Linked DNA regions of Homo sapiens: region 1 is linked to region 2. Evidence: chromatin loops called from intact Hi-C (ENCODE). Cell type or tissue: OCI-LY7. All regions are shown on one strand. Links, peaks and the distances in the headings refer to the core of each region. The heading gives the core; the rest is flanking DNA. Region 1 holds the start of TIMM23 (translocase of inner mitochondrial membrane 23). Region 2 overlaps ZNF22 (zinc finger protein 22).

Region 1 (8,336 bases), core at 132-8,131, 960 kb before region 2:
TCAGCTTCCCAGAGTGCTGGGATTACAGGTGTGAATCACTGCGCCCAGCCTAGTTTGTTTTTATAATCATTAAAGGGGGTGTTGGATGTTGTCAAATGATTTTTGTGAATCTATTGAGATAAGCATGTGGTCTTTGTACTATATTCTTTCCTTGATTGCTTTATTATAAATTGATATGGCACAATACATTAATTTTCAGATGTTAAATCAACCTTGCTTTTCTAATATACCCAAGATATATTTCCTAATATATCTTGGATTCAAAAAGATACTCTTTGAAACTTTTGATGCTTAGTCAAAAAAACCCTGATATTGTAAACTGAGCTTTAAAACACACTTTGCCTGTAATCCCAGCACTTTGGGAGCCTGGCCAACATGGTGAAACCCCGTCTCTATTGAAAACACAAGAATTAGCCAGGCGTGGTGGTGGGCGCCTGTAGTCCCAGCTACTTGGGAGGCTGAGGCAGGAGGATGGCCTGAATTTGGGAGGCTGAGGTTGCAGTGAGCAGAGATCGCGCTACTGCACTCCAGCCTGGAGGACAAAAGCAAAACTCTGGCTCAAAAACAAACAAACAAACAAACAAAAAACCCCACACACTTTGTAACTAGGCATCCCAATACTTTTATTGGGGTGCTTTCAAAAATTAATTCTGCTCTGGTTTTAAAAAATAAGCTTTTGAAGGGAGTTAACTGGTTTCAGAGAGATGCAGGCCAAGCTCCTGGTGTTTGTGAGGAAAAAAGGGTGAATGGAGACCAGAGACTTACTGCCTCCAAAAGTGTATGTCATAGTTCAAGTCAGCATAGCACTTGGCGTTTTTTTTAAAATGGTAAAATAATGCACCAAACTAGTAAAATCTTAATCTTACCTGCACGAGGTATCGTGGATCCACATTTAAATAAGGAGACAGAGGGTTCATACCAGTTACTAGAGAGAAAACAAAATGTCACATTGCAACAAAATTCTTTAAGTTAATCCAGTTAGAGTTAATCCAGCTCCTGACTGTTACATGTGTTTGCAATTTTTATAGGCTCACTGAAGGCGGAAAATTTTTTCCCATTTTATCCTCCCTATCTGTCAGTTTGGGGGCTGACTCATCCTGAGACCCTCAATCCCAAACCAGGTCTTCCACTGGTGGCTCAGGCTTTTACACCAATAAGATAATTGCAGTGTCATAGATCTGATTTTTGAACTTACAGGAAGTGTAGTCCAGGCCATTTACAAAGCTAATTTCTTTCACTTTACTCCAAGAATGCTTGGTGACTATGTAAATTACAAAATAAGACTGAAAAAAGACTAATCAATTCCATGGGAAAAACAGTGGTTGGGTTGGGTTTTCTGACTGTGTACATGTTGTATCTAACTATTTCAAGGCAGTTCCTTCACATATTACTATTAACGATTGATTTACTGTGGCAAGGTTGAGAATCCTTGGGTCATTACCACAGGTATGTGGGTCTGTGCAAAAGAAAACACAAACTTTGAGAGGGCCAGACCTGAATTCACTAACATTGAAAACAGTAAAACCTATCATCTTTGGATCCTTCTGTATCTCAGCAGTTATTTACAAACCTATGCATCACCCATGCCTCTATCTTTTCATCAATTAGGAGTCCTGCTTGTTCTATTTTTAATATCTATTTTGAATTGTGTTACTTATCTTCTCTATTGCTACCATCCTAGTCCAACCATCATATCTCACAGCAACAATTTCCTAACTCCTTGCTTTCTCTTACCCCTTCAATTCACTGTCTACATAGCAACTACAGTGATTTGTCTTAAGAAAATCGAAACTCCTTACCATAACTTACAAAATCCTACATTAGCTGTCATTCCCTACCTCTCTGATTTCACAAACTTCAATGGATCCAACTCCCTTGTAACTACGAAGACAGACTGGCCTAAGAGCTGTTCCTTAAACCTGCCAAATTTGTTTTGTTTCAGGACATTTGCACTAGCTATTTTCCTGGATACTTGCCTCCCAAGCATTTGTACTGTATTTGGGTCACAGCTCAAATGTCAACTCCCTTGAGATGTTTTCCCTAACCGGCTCTAAAATGGCATCCTGCTTCCATCACAATCTCAAGACTCTGCTTTATTCCCTTTACAGCACTTATCACTAACGGCAATGTTTTAATTTATGTTTGTTGGTTTACCTCAGTATTATGTAAGCTCTGTGAGCGCAAGAGTCCTCTTTTCAAAAAAAAACAAAAAAAACCCCCACAAAAACCACTATAGTCCTGCCCCCAGAAAAGTAGCTAGCACACTGTAAAAGCTCAGTAAATGGTGTTCATTCCCTGGTCCCCCAATTTACCTTCAAATCTTAATCAAATTAATTTAACAATATTGTCACATTAAGGAAGTGTATATGCCCTTTGTGCTCTGAAACTCAGAGATACTAAGATTAATATGAAACTGTGTTCTAAACAGGTAAAGTAGTAGCTCAGGCCTAGGAATCCCAGCATTTTGGGAGGCCGAGACAGGAGGATGGCCTGAGTTCGAGAGTTTGAGACCAGCTTGGACAACACAGGGAGACCCCATCTCCACAATAAGTCAAAAAAAAAAAAAAATTAGCCAGGCGTGGTGGTACGTACCTAGAGTCCCAGCTACTTAGGAGGCTTAGAGGGGAGGATTGTTTGAGCTCAGGAGTGCGAGGCTTCAGTGAACTATAATCATGCCACCGCACCCCAATATGGGTGACAGAACGAGGTCCTGACTCTAAAAACAAACAAACAAAAAAACGAAACAAAACACCATGTGTTGTAGATTCAGTTTTTTGACAAAGGTGACACCAGGGAAATGAAAGGTCTTTTATATTTTTTTGCACTACAGTCTGAACATATTTCGTTGTTGTTGTTCCTTAGTATAAAATACCTAGAGAAATATTACAAGGATTCTCTAAAAAGAAAGTACTTTCGTAAAGGCTTTATCCACGACCAACTGCCTATCTTTAGGTCCAAGTTGTATTTATCTAGTTGAACAACCACAGTTACAAAGTACCAAAGTTCTGGAAAACATTTTCACAAGACCGAGGAGAGGCAAAGGCAAGATATTTATGCCTCTGTATACCTTGATGTTGCCTATTTCCGTTTCTATAATTCTTACCTGGCTTCTTTCTTCATGTCTATATATCACCTTTAAAGTTCAGCTTACTTCCTAGCTCCTAAAGAAGGTTTCCTAGCCTGTCCCAAGTCATTTATTTCTCACTTACAAACAATATTACTGAATATTCTGCCCTGACGGCTACTTGGAGGCTCAGAATATGTCGCTGTGTACTAAAAAGTTAACTACGGGCTTGCTATTTGGAATACATTTACTCCCAAAGCTCGGCTCTACTCTTAATCAAGGGTCAATCACACGGCCCACCACACACAAAACGTAGGAGGCTTGGATATAAACCTAAGAAAACATGCATCATCTCGCGAGTCCAGGTCAATCACGGACAGCTTCCCCAGGAGATCCGTGGCCCTTTTTTAGGCCTTTCTATCTTGAAAGAGCAGCCATGCAGATACACTAACCCCACCACTGGTACTTAAGCTTGTAAATGCCAGCAAGGAAAAAAAAAACAACAACATAAAACATGGGACGCGCAACTTAGTGTAGACGCAAAAACCAGTCAGAAATAATCGCAAGCTAGGCCCCATACTTACGCGGGACGCCAGCCAAATCCGCGTGCGAGTAACCTGCTCCGCCGGCTCCGAAAAAGCCGGCCAATCCCCCTGTGGTTTTGTTGCCGCTTCCCCCGCCTCCTTCCATGGTATCGCAGCAAACCGAGTGGTTCCCGCCGCTGCCTCAAGCCTGGGTGGTCCGCTGGGCCGTTACTCCTCAATAACAGCGGGTAACCCCGCGTTGCCAGCGCCTACTTCACACGCTGACCTTCCGGGCGCCGGTTCCCGTTAAGCGCCACACTTCCGCTTTGCGGCAATGTGCGCCCCGGAAGCTGGAAGCGCCTGACGGCAGCTTTCCGGTGGTGGGAAAGTGAACGAATCCCGAATCAAAGCGGCGCATTGAGGCAGGTGGGGTGCCAGTGGAAGAGAGAAAGCAGGCGAGTGTTTACGGCCTGACTTGGGAGGCCGGCGGATCAGCAATTGCAGAAGCAGGCAGCGGCAGAGAGGGAATGGTGCAGGCAGGCGCTGAGAAGGACGCGCAGTCCATCTCTCTCAGGTTAGTGAAATGAGGCTCTCCGCCCGGGGCCGGCCCGGGGACAGTGCGCTGCTGGTCCCAGCATGAATGCGGGCCCCGGCTGTGAACCCTGCACCAAGCGACCCCGCTGGGGCGCCGCTACAACTTCGCCGGCTGCTTCGGACGCCCGGAGCTTTCCGAGCAGGCAGAGGCGCGTCCTCGACCCCAAGGACGCTCACGTGCAGTTCAGGGTCCCACCGTCCTCGCCAGCCTGCGTCCCAGGGCAGGCGGGACAGCACAGAGGCAGCGCCACCTCGCTTGGTACGTGGGAAAATAAAAATCTTTGTCCTTCGCCTCGGCCCGAACCTTCTGGTCTCAGGGACTCCAGTCACTCCTTTCTGGTCTTGTGTGCATCATCACTCTGAGGTCCACTTGCTGAGCTACCAAAGCCACTAGTGGGTGAATGGGGCCGCATTTTTCCCAGTGCGATTGATGTGAGAAACTCTGATGAGCAGTCACTCACAGGGCGGAAAATGGCAGGAGACTCCACCACCTGTTTGCTTCTTCAGGTTTGATTGAGAAATTGCCTTAGTCGTCAAGGAGATCTAATTGTGTATGTAAAACAGTAGGGCGCTTCAGCCTCTAGATAGGAAGAAAACAACTTCACTTGTGCAGATTCTGGGTCCCAGGGTGCAGAGCTATTAGTCTAAGCTGGCATTGTACCCGTCCCTGGTATACAGTGTTGAATGAGAGAAACTTGGCCTCTGCCTTCATACCTTAAAATCTATCTGGAGAGATAGACGATAGCAAAAGTTAATATAATAAAAGGTAATGGATGTTCTGATAGATGAAAGACAGATTGTTTTACCTAACTGAATTTATGGAATCGAAAATAGTCCTCCAGAAGATGAGATGCTTATTCTGAGGACTGTAGAATGAGTAGGAGTTAGATGAAGAGGAAGTAAGAAGTGTTTCAGGAGTGCAATGGAGGCCGGGCGCGGTGGTTTTGCCTGTAATCCCTGCGCTTTGGAAGGCCGGGGCGGGTGGATCACCTGAGGTCAGGAGCTCAAGACCAGCCTTACCAATATGGTGAAACCCCGTCTCTGCTAAAAACACAAAAAATTAGCCTAGCGTGGTGGCGGGCAACTGTAATCCCAGCTACTCCGGAGGCTGAGGCAGGTGAGGCAGGAGAATCACTGGCATCCGGGAGGCGGAGGTTGCAGTGAGCCGAGAGGGCACCATTGCACTCCAGCCTGGGCAACAAGAGCGAAACTCCGCCTCAAACAAAACAAAACAAAACAAAACAAAAACAGGAGTGCAATTGATATATAGAGTGAACGCAAGAGAGTGTGAGAGATGAGGCTGCAGGGTGGTACAGAAAAGTCAGATCAAATTGGATATGTAGACATTGCTAAGGATTTTGAACTCTAAGGGCATTGATAAGCTACTCAAGGGTTTTTAGTAGGGGAGTGACTTGATTAGACTTATTTATTTGTTGAAAAGTCTGTGTGGCTGGTGTGTGGAAAATAAAGAATGGATTGAAAAGGAACTCAAGTGGAGCATCAAGACTCAGTTAAGGAGTTAATCTAGGTTGGAAATAATTGTAGCTTAGGCCTGGATGCTGGCAATAGGGAAGGGGATGGATTCATGAAAGAATGGGATACTTGAGAAGAAATATTTCTGTGCTGGAGAAGTAGATTGGGGAGTTCATGGCATAAACATTATAATGGATGCTATGGGCATAGATAACATAAACATGTAGAGAAAGTAAAGGTGACCTAGGGCAGAAGCCTTAGGAACACCAAAGTTTAAGAGTAGACTGAAGAGAAGCGGCTGTAGAGGTGGGAGGAAAGCCTGGCTCGTGTTGTGTCAGACAAAGGAGAGCATTTCAAAAAGGATGCATTCATTAACAGTGTAAGAGGCTGGGCAGAGCTCGGGCAGTTCTCTGGTGAAGAGTGTACACTTAGATGTCTTCGAACTTAGGGACAGTACCAAGTAGACTTGCACTAGGCCTTGAAGGATGAGGAAGATTTGCTGTATAAATCAAGAGGAGAAAGAATTATACACGCAGAGGGAATAAGACATGCAAAAGTTGGTAAGACTGGAGCATAAGATGACAGAGGAGTGTCTGATGAGGCTGGGTGGCAGACAGGAGCTTATGAAGAAACTCAAATTCCATTTTAAGGAATTTCAACCTTATTCTGTGGTTAATGGAGAAACCACTAAAAAGCTTTTAAGCGTGGGAATACCATTTGGTTAATATTTTAGAAAAGTGGCTTTTGGACTTTCCTAACTGCAACCCACAGCATAAATTTTATCCAGTACACAGAGTAAGAAATATATGTAACCTGGCAAATAAGCCATATTTATAACTGAAATAAATGTTTCATGAAATAATACTTAATCTTTCTATGTGTGATGCATTCTTATATTGTCTGTGTTATTTCATTGAAAAATGACTGGTCATTTGTAGTTTGTAGAACACTGGATAGTCAAGGCTGTAGACAGGGAGACTAGTTGCAAGAAACAAATGGCAGTTGTCTAGTAAGCGATGTGTTTAAAGAGTATGAGGAAGGGATGGATTTAAAATTTAGGATGTAGATTTCAGAGAACTTGGTATAGGGGAGAGGGAACTGAAGGTGAACTTCAGGTATATGTTCAGGTGTACTTCAGCTTCTGTGACTGGATAGTTTGTGGTTTCATTAACCTTATTTGCATGTAAAGGAGGAGGAGTTAGTTGCAAATAGGGGTGAGGGCAGTCAGTCCTCACTGGTTGGATCTTAATTAAGATTTCTGCAGAAGAGGTACCAAATGAATACTTGGGGCTGTATTTCGCATGTTTAAATGTTTTCTGTATACCTGGCACAGGACACCAATTAACAGAATGTTCAAAGACTATATTTGTATCAAAAGCCCATTGTTTGAATTTTTGGGATTCCTTTAGGAACTTGGTATTTAAATTTTTATATATAATTATCTTAGGACAAGTAGGCGGGGTAGCGAAATGGATATTTATTCAGTATCTTTAAATTTTATATTCTTTATCTTCCTGGACATATTTCTTGTATTGACTGAAATCGCTAATTTTGCTGGGCATGCACCTGTAGTCCCAGCTACTTGGGAGGCTAAGGCAAGAGGATCACTTGAGCCCGGGAGTTCCCGTCCAGCCTGAGCAACATAGCGAGACCCCACTTCTGAAAAAAGAAAAAAAAAATCTGCAAACCTGCATATTGGCAGAACTCAGCATGTTATTCACATTGTGATGACGCAGGTTTATCCAGATGTGTTGCTATAGACTTTTTGTGAAAGTGGAATGTTCCTTTGACATGCAGGTGAATTTTATTGCATTTTGTGCCTTTTGGCTGTATCTATAGCTATTAATTGAATGACTTGCTGATTAAAATATACTGGGTACTGAATAATGTTGCTGATGAGAGTAAATGTAAATGGTGTGAAGTCAAAGTTGGAGAATTATTGATCTCAGTGGAAAAAAAAAAGACTGGGTGGAAATGTCGAGAGATAACATATTGAGTGCTTTGTGAGGCTGAACACAATATTTTCTCTAATTTTTGCTTTGTAATTGATCCACATAACCCTTAGAAGTAGGTGTTGTTAGCTTCATTTTCTGGGTGAGGAAATAAAGGCTTAACGAAGTGATATTGCAAAGAGCAGTAAGCAGTCCTTTCTCTGAGGCCCTAAGAAGGACTGATCAATGTTTTATTAGCAGAAGATACTGGTTCCTTACCTCTTGCTTTTCCTCCTTCATCCCTTCCCCAGGCTTCAGGAAGCCTGAAACTGGAGAGAGAACACATTCTCAGGGTCAGGGCTACGGGAGAGAGCTCTCTTCTTCTTTGCCATCACTGGAACACTCCTGGTTTTTCATGAAATGATGTGTGCGGTCTTTAGGTTCTTTAGACTTATCACGGGAGTACATGCTTCGTGTGTGTTATAGGAACCTAGTCATTGCATCTTAACATTAATCCTTACATTTATGGAAAAAAGATGTTTTAACTTCTAAACCAACTCAAAAAATGAATGTTTTGGCATATTACTGGTTTGTAATTTGAGGATTTTTTTTTTAGTTTTTGAGACGGAGTCTCACACTGTCGCCCAGGCTGGAGTGCAGTGGCGCGATCTCCGCTCACTGCAAGCTCCACCTCCCGGGTTCACGCCATTCTCCTGCCTCAGCCTCCCGAGTAGCTGGGACTACAGGCGC
Region 2 (8,336 bases), core at 162-8,161:
TGAGAGATTTTGTCACCACCAGGCCTGCCCTAAAAGAACTCCTGAAGGAAGCGCTAAACATGGAAAGGAACAACCGGTACCAGCCACTGCAAAATCATGCCAAAATGTAAAGACCATCGAGACTAGGAAGAAACTGCATCAACTAATGAGCAAAATAACCAGCTAACATCATAATGGCAGGATCAAATTCACACATAACAATATTAACTTTAAATGTAAATGGACTAAATGCTCCAATTAAAAGACACAGACTGGCAAATTGGATAACGAGTCAAGATCCATCAGTGTGCTGTATTCAGGAAACACATCTCACGTGCAGAGACACACATAGGCTCAAAATAAAAGGATTCAGATCTACCAAGCAAATGGAAAACAAAAAAAGGCAGGGGTTGCAATCCTAGTCTCTGATAAAACAGACTTTAAACCAACACAGATCAAAAGAGACAAAGAAGACCATTACATAATGGTAAACGGGTCAATTAAACAAGAAGAGCTAACTATCCTAAATATATATGCACCCAATACAGGAACACCCATATTCATAAAGCAAGTCCTGAGTGACCTACAAAGAGACTTAGACTCCCACACATTAATAATGGGAGACTTTAACACCCCACTGTCAACATTAGACAGATCAACGAGACAGAAAGTCAACAAGGATACCCAGGAAATGAACTCAGCTCTGCACCAAGTGGACCTAATAGACATCTACAGATCTCTCCGTCCCAAATCAACAGAATATACATTTTTTTCAGCACCACACCACACCTATTCCAAAATTGACCACATAGTTGGAAGTAAAGCTCTCCTCAGCAAATGTAAAAGAACAGAAATTATAACGAACTATCTCTCAGACCACAGTGCAATCAAACTAGAACTCAGGATTAAGAATCTCACTCAAAACTGCTCAACTACATGGACACTGAACAACCTGCTCCTGAATGACTACTGGGTACATAACGAAATGAAGGCAGAAATAAAGATGTTCTTTGAAACCAACGAGAACAAAGACACAACATACCAGAATCTCTGGGATGCATTCAAAGCAGTGTGTGGAGGGAAATTTATAGCACTAAATGCCCACAAGAGAAAGCAGGAAAGATCCAAAATTGATACCCTAACATCACAATTAAAAGAACTAGAAAAGCAAGAGCAAACACATTCAAAAGCTAGCAGAAGGCAAGAAATAACTAAAATCAGAGCAGAACTGAAGGACATAGAGACACAAAAAACCCTTCAAAAAATTAATGAATCCAGGAGCTGGTTTTTTGAAAGGATCAACAAAATTGATAGACTGCTAGCAAGACTAATAAAGAAAAAAAGAAGAATCAAATAGACGCAATAAAAAATGACAAAGGGGATATCACCACCGATCCCACAGAAATACAAACTACCATCAGAGAATACTACAAACACCTCTACGCAAATAAACTAGAAAATCTAGAAGAAATGGATACATTCCTCGACACATACACTCTCCCAAGACTAAACCAGAAAGAAGTTGAGTCTCTGAATAGACCAATAACAGGCTCTGAAATTGTGGCAATAATCAATAGCTTACCAACCAAAAAGAGTCCAGGACCAGATGGATTCACAGCCGAATTCTACCAGAGGTACAAGGAGGAACTGGTACCATTCCTTCTGAAACTATTCCAATCAATAGAAAAAGAGGGAATCCTCCCTAACTCATTTTATGAGGCCAGCATCATCCTGATACCAAAGTCGGGCAGAGACACAAGCAAAAAAGAGAATTTTAGACCAATGTCCTTGATGAACATTGATGCAAAAATACTCAATAAAATACTGGCACACTGAATTCAGCAGCACATCAAAAAGCTTATCCACCATGATCAAGTGGGCTTCATCACTGGGATGCAAGGCTGGTTCAATATACCCAAATCAATAAATGTAATTCAGCATATAAACAGAACCAAAGACAAAAACCACATGATTATCTCAATAGATGCAGAAAAGGCCTTTGACAAAATTCAACAATGCTTCATGCTAAAAACTCTTAATAAATTAGGTATTGATGGGACGTATCTCAAAATAGTAAGAGCTATCTATGACAAACCCACAGCCAATATCATACTGAATGGGCAAAAACTGGAAGCATTCCCTTTGAAAACTGGCACAAGACAGGGATGCCCTCTCTCACCACTCCTATTCAACATAGTGTTGGAAGTTCTGGCCAGGGCAATTAGGCAGGAGAAGGAAATAAAGGGTATTCAATTAGGAAAAGAGGAAGTCAAATTGTCTCTGTTTGCAGATGACATGATTGTATATCTAGAAAACCCCATTGTCTCAGCCCAAAATCTCCTTAAGCTGATAAGCAACTTCAGCAAAGTCTCAGGATACAAAATCAATGTACAAAAATCACAAGCATTCTTATACACCAACAACAGACAAACAGAGAGCCAAATCATGAGTGAACTCCCATTCACAATTGCTTCAAAGAGAATAAAATACCTAGGAATCCAACTTACAAGGGATGTGAAGGACCTCTTCAAGGAGAACTACAAACCACTGCTCAATGAAATAAAAGAGGATACAAACAAATGGAAGAACATTCCATGCTCATGGGTAGGAAGAATCAATATCATGAAAATGGCCATACTGCCCAAGGTAATTTATAGATTCAATGCCATCCCCATCAAGCTACCAATGACTTTCTTCACAGAATTGGAAAAAACTACTTTAAAGTTCATATGGAACCAAAAAAGAGCCTGCATCGCCAAGTCAATCCTAAGCCAAAAGAACAAAGCTGGAGGCATCACACTAGCTGACTTCAAACTATACTACAAGGCTACAGTAACCAAAACAGCATGGTACTGGTACCAAAACAGAGATATAGATCAATGGAACAGAACAGAGCCCTCAGAAATAACGCTGCATATCTACAACTATCTGATCTTTGACAAACCTGAGAAAAACCAGCAATGGGGAAAGGATTCCCTATTTAATAAATGGTGCTGGGAAAACTGGCTAGCCATATGTAGAAAGCTGAAACTGGATCCCTTCCTTACACCTTATACAAAAATCAATTCAAGATGGATTAAAGACTTAAACGTTAGACCTAAAACCATAAAAACCCTAGAAGAAAACCTAGGCATTACCATTCAGGACATAGGCATGGGCAAGGACTTCATGTCTAAAACACCAAAAGCAATGGCAACAAAAGCCAAAATTGACAAATGGGATCTAATTAAACTAAAGAGCTTCTGCACAGCAAAAGAAACTACCATCAGAGTGAACAGGCAACCTACAAAATGGGAGAAAATTTTTGCAACCTACTCATCTGACAGAGGGCTAATATCCAGAATCTACAATGAACTCAAACAAATTTACAAGAAAAAAACAAACAACCCCATCAAAAAGTGGGCAAAGGACATGAACAGACACTTCTCAAAAGAAGACATTTATGCAGCCAAAAAACACATGAAAAAATGCTCACCATCACTGGCCATCAGAGAAATGCAAATCAAAACCACAATGAGATACCATCTCACACCAGTTAGAATGGCAATCATTAAAAAGTCAGGAAACAACAGGTGCTGGAGAGGATATGGAGAAATAGGAACTCTTTTACACTGTTGGTGGGACTATAAACTAGTTCAACCATTGTGGAAGTCAGTGTGGCGATTCCTCAGGGATCTAGAACTAGAAATACCATTTGACCCAGCCATCCCATTACTGGGTATATACCCAAAGGACTATAAATCATGCTGCTATAAAGACACATGCACACGTATGTTTACTGCGGCATTATTCATAATAGCAAAGACTTGGAACCAACCCAAATGTCCAACAATGATAGACTGGATTAAGAAAATGTGGCACATATACACCATGGAATACTATGCAGCCATAAAAAATGATGAGTTCATGTCCTTTGTAGAGACATGGATGAAATTGGAAATCATCATTCTCAGTAAACTATCGCAAGAACAAAAAACCAAACACTGCATATTCTCACTCATAGGTGGGAATTAAACAATGAGAACACATGGACACAGGAAGGGGAACATCACACTCTGGGGACTGTTGTGGGGTGGGGGAAGGGGGAGGGATAGCATTGGGAGATATACCTAATGCTAGATGACGAGTTAGTGGGTGCAGCGCACCAGCATGGCACACGTATACATATGTAACTAACCTGCACATTGTGCACATGTACCCTAAAACTTAAAGTATAATAATAATAAATAAAATTAAAAAAAAACCCAACTTTTTGAATGTCAATGTGACGCCACAAGTGGAAAATTCCTCACCTGACCTCATGTGATAGGTCACAGTCAAAACTTTGTTTCATGTGCAGAATTATTAAAAATATTACCTTCAGGCTATGTATACAAGGGATATAATAAACACATGAACTTCATGTTTAGACTTGAGTCCCATCCCCAAGATACCTCATCATGTACATACAAATATTCCAAAAAATAATTAAAAATCTGAATTCTGACACACATCCGGTCTCCAGCATTTCAGATAAGGGACACTCAACCTGTGCAAGTTGAATGTGGAGAAACTACAGGACACGCTGTTTTCCATGATCTCTCCTTTGCTGCCATCTAGTGACAGTTTTGTGTAACGTCAAATAGAAAAAGTGTCTTCTAACAATGAAGTTTTGATGTGGCTATTTCCTCTACTTATGCAGCGCCCTCACTGGACTGAAGTATTTCCAACTGAGCCTGGGAATTTAATTTGCTGGTTTGCATCAGCAGTGACACTTAATCTCCTCAAGAGCACTTACTAAACTACACTCTGGGTCCTGCACAAAGCGACGCAAGCTGACTTCTGAAAATGACGTATGGTACTACAGCACAAGCAAAGGTCATGAGAGCATCATAAAAAGCCTATTATTGAACAAATACATGACACTACATTGGAGCCAGATGCCTTAGTGGGAAATGAGTTTTTTCTATAAAAATGTGCAGCCATGTGTATACGTTGTTTCATATTGTTGGTACTGTATCTTTGGAAACAAACTCTGGAAATATAATTTCTGGATCAGAGAGTAAATGCATATATACTTCTGCTAGATATTGCCAAATCCCTCCTCAGTATGGGTTGTAACATTTTGTATCCCACCATCAGCCTTAGTTTGGCTGGTTCTCCACAGCCTTACCAACAGAGTAGGTTTTACACTTTTGATACATAAGAAATAGTAGCTCCTTGTAGTTTTATTTCTCTTATTATTGTCCTTTCAGCCAAAGTCTAGCCACAAAAAGAGAAACCAGACCAATTATTCTAATAGAGAAAATGGAATACAGATGCTGGGTTAAACTGAAGTGGTGAACTTATCAGGCAAAGAAGAAACATGGACATAACAGAAAGTCTAACTAGCTATATTAAACTATGTGGAATACACAGAATGGACTCAGTTTTCTCACTGAACCTGAACTTCTCTTCATGACTGTTTGCCCCTGAATCATCATATTGTCCCCTCTTTGACTCACCTGCTTAAATTCTGATATTTAGCCTTTTAATCCCACTGAATAGAGAGGCTTCTTGTATCCTAGGGGACCCATTTAGATTGCCCTGAACATAGAGATATAACCAGGTTCTCTCTGGGATTTAAGGTTACTCATCTCAGAAGCTTCATTTAAATTGGCATACCCATCCTGAATTCCTGAATTCAAAAAATCTGTGCCTGAGATGTCTCTTGACAAATTGGGAGGTAGCATAACACATTAGTAACCTGGTGTTATGAACTTGGCACAGTTCCTGAAATGCTCTACGACGTAATCGACATTTATGACAAAGATAACATACAAAGAAACTTACAACTATGTCAGTTGATGTATATTGACGTAAAAGTTCTAAATAAAATACTGTCAGATATTATAACACCAGAATTATAAAATGCCATTACTTAGTAGGACTAAGTTGCTCAATCTATTCTGATACATTACCAACCATGTGGATCAAAGGAAAAAAATTATCATCCATAAAAAGACTATGAAAGATTTGTTCTTTCTATATTTAAATGCAATGATTCTAAGCAATAGAGCTATTTGTGCTTGGATTTACTGTAAGGAATGCAGCTATGAATTATGTTTCTGTCATTTTTGTCTCTTTCCATCACTCAGCAGTAAAATTTATCCATTTCAAACTGTTCTGGATTAATTTGCACCTCTTCTGAACAATAAAACAAGAAAAAAGTAATTCTTTCACCAGATGTCACAATGCTTTATTTGAAAAATGACAGAAAAGAATCTCTTAGTTATCAGTTTACTACAGAACTCTGAATTTAGGAAACAGCCATTATACTTATCCCTAAATGAGACTAAAATAGGCAGTCCCCCTATTTTACCAGTGTGGTGAGAAATCCTACTTTGGAGTCCCCTCAACATATCTAGGGTTACATTACAATCTAGCGCTTCATGTGGACCAGGAAATTGGAGGAAGGTCCTCTGGTCTTCAGTTCATCATGACTGCAATTGGGAAGTTCAATTGTCCAAGCTGGTTGGTCTGTTTGAAATCAATGTGCAACAGGGACCAGGCTCTTGCTCTTGGAGGTGAGTCCTCCTGGCACCCACTCAGCATCCTCTCATGGGTCCTGTCACACTCAGACTCTGCATGGTGGAGGGACAGTCACCCCTTTCTCCCATGTTTGAAGACACATATCAGTCTCAGGACAGATTTTCAACTTCCAGGGCTGATATCACAGGACATTCTAGCAACTCTGTGTGTGGGGACTTTCAACCCAGGCCAGAGAGTCATGGGATACAAATAAAACACACAAACAAGCTTTAATGCTGCCTTTAAGTCTCAGTAAGGAACAAAGAGAAGGGTCCCAGGACAAAAAAAAAAAAAAAAAAAAAAAAAAAAAAGGAAGTATGGAAGTATGGAAGTATTACAGAGTATCGGCTAGAAACAGAAAGACAATGTGGGGGAGGCGAGGCAGTGTTTCTCAATATGAACTCAAAAAGCTGTTTTTTCTCATCAGGCCACTAAAAGGATAGAACTTTTAAGACTGATGATTGGCTCCAGAGATGCACAAAAAAAGCAGGATGGGTGCATCAATCAGGACAGGTACCAAATCTACACTGAAATCTGTGGCCTATCTCAACAGTTTATTTCTCACTCATGGGATACCTAAAGCAGGTTGGCAAGAGACTCAGGAACTACCTAAATGTCAGCTCCACTTTGGCCTGGGAAATAGGAGCACAGAGAATCACCCAACAGCTTTTAAAAACATCACTAACTCAAATGGGCAGACCTAGTGTTGTTTCTCACAGCACTGTAAGGGTGCCAGGAAACGTGGGGTATTTGGGTATTTGCTCACCAAATATCCCTCTTTCCTCCTTCCACACACAACATACCTTCTACCCAAGGAAGACAACCCCAAATCCCATAGTCACTACACTCTGAAAACCCTGGGACATCTCTAGATCAAGGCTGGCTCCATCTATCTCCCACTGGTCCAGAGCTGTATTAACCAAAAACATCCCTCATCTGTGCTCCTCTCCACATACCCCAACACAGTGAAGAGAGTAATGCATCCCCATGCTCAAAGCGCATAGGAGACCTTAGTCTGTGACAATTTCTCTGCTGTCCTGAAGGGCATACTGCTCGTTAAATTATTTTGAATATCACTACTGTGCACAGCCCTGTTTGCTGTCAAAATGGGCAAATTCCTGAAATGTAAGAAAGAAGTGTTGGTCCTACCCAGAAGCTATTGCATACACAAAACTAATGTGAATAGCATTGATAGATCCTCAAAAGGGCCCCATAGCCACAATCCTGCCAAGGAGTGACTTGGATATAATAGGGCGGCCAAAGATCACTGCTTTCATAAAAAACTGTGATCACCTCATGTTTACAAAACACCTTGTGAATATCTTGTTGAATGGCACTTGTCAACAAGGCCATAACAAGGCCAACTTCTATGGCCCTGCACTCAAATGCAAGGCCAGGAGGAAGGCAAAGTTCAAGTTTGAGGAAATCAGAAACAGGCAAAACAAGTGATCCATCCAAAAGCTGTGACTTTAGATCTATTGTCTAAATAATTAAAACAATTCCCCAGAAGAAAAATAAACAGAAGGTAGTAGTATACAAAATATTTCATTTTTTATTTTCATGAATAATTGTCATTAATACAGCAGAAACCGATATGATTATAAAAGATACCAAAAAATCAGAAGAATGTTAGCATTCAATAGAAATTAAAACCTGAGCTGAGGGCTCATTAGAGTCTGACACTTGGCACCATTCTCATGGAAGTGAAGAAACATGTTTGCCGGACTCCTTAAAACAATTCATGTAACACAGAAAGAGTTAAATTTCAAAGGAGCTACAATGTACTGACACATTACGACTCTTGTTGT

What was found. A loop is a pair of places that touch in the nucleus more often than their neighbours do. Peaks named below come from ENCODE experiments on the same cell type or tissue, not always from the same donor. Only the 100,000 strongest peaks of a DNase experiment are listed, where the experiment ranks them.
Region 1: a loop joins it to region 2, with 8 times the contacts of the local background. A loop is called at or near these places in 2 of 110 quality-filtered maps.

Annotation. Positions count from the first base shown.
Region 1 is chr10:45,968,043-45,976,378 of GRCh38, reverse strand. TIMM23 (translocase of inner mitochondrial membrane 23) reads right to left here and starts at 3,890. Exons shown (of 7, transcript NM_006327.4): 1 at 3,649-3,890; 2 at 867-925. The coding sequence starts at 3,754. It also overlaps the pseudogene PARGP1-AGAP4 and the pseudogene PARGP1. RefSeq lists enhancers at 4,070-4,199, 3,716-4,406. In OCI-LY7, for the core only: CTCF peaks have their summits at 4,247 and 4,479; DNase peaks (open chromatin) are centred at 3,898 and 4,408; H3K4me3 peaks cover 3,468 bases; H3K27ac peaks cover 1,426 bases.
Region 2 is chr10:45,005,048-45,013,383 of GRCh38, reverse strand. It overlaps ZNF22 (zinc finger protein 22), which reads right to left. Exons shown (of 2, transcript NM_006963.5): 2 at 8,058-8,336. Among named protein-coding and RNA genes, the nearest start is that of ZNF22, 8.3 kb to the right of the region's middle. In OCI-LY7, for the core only: CTCF peaks have their summits at 4,395 and 4,613 (motif pointing left); a DNase peak (open chromatin) is centred at 4,613.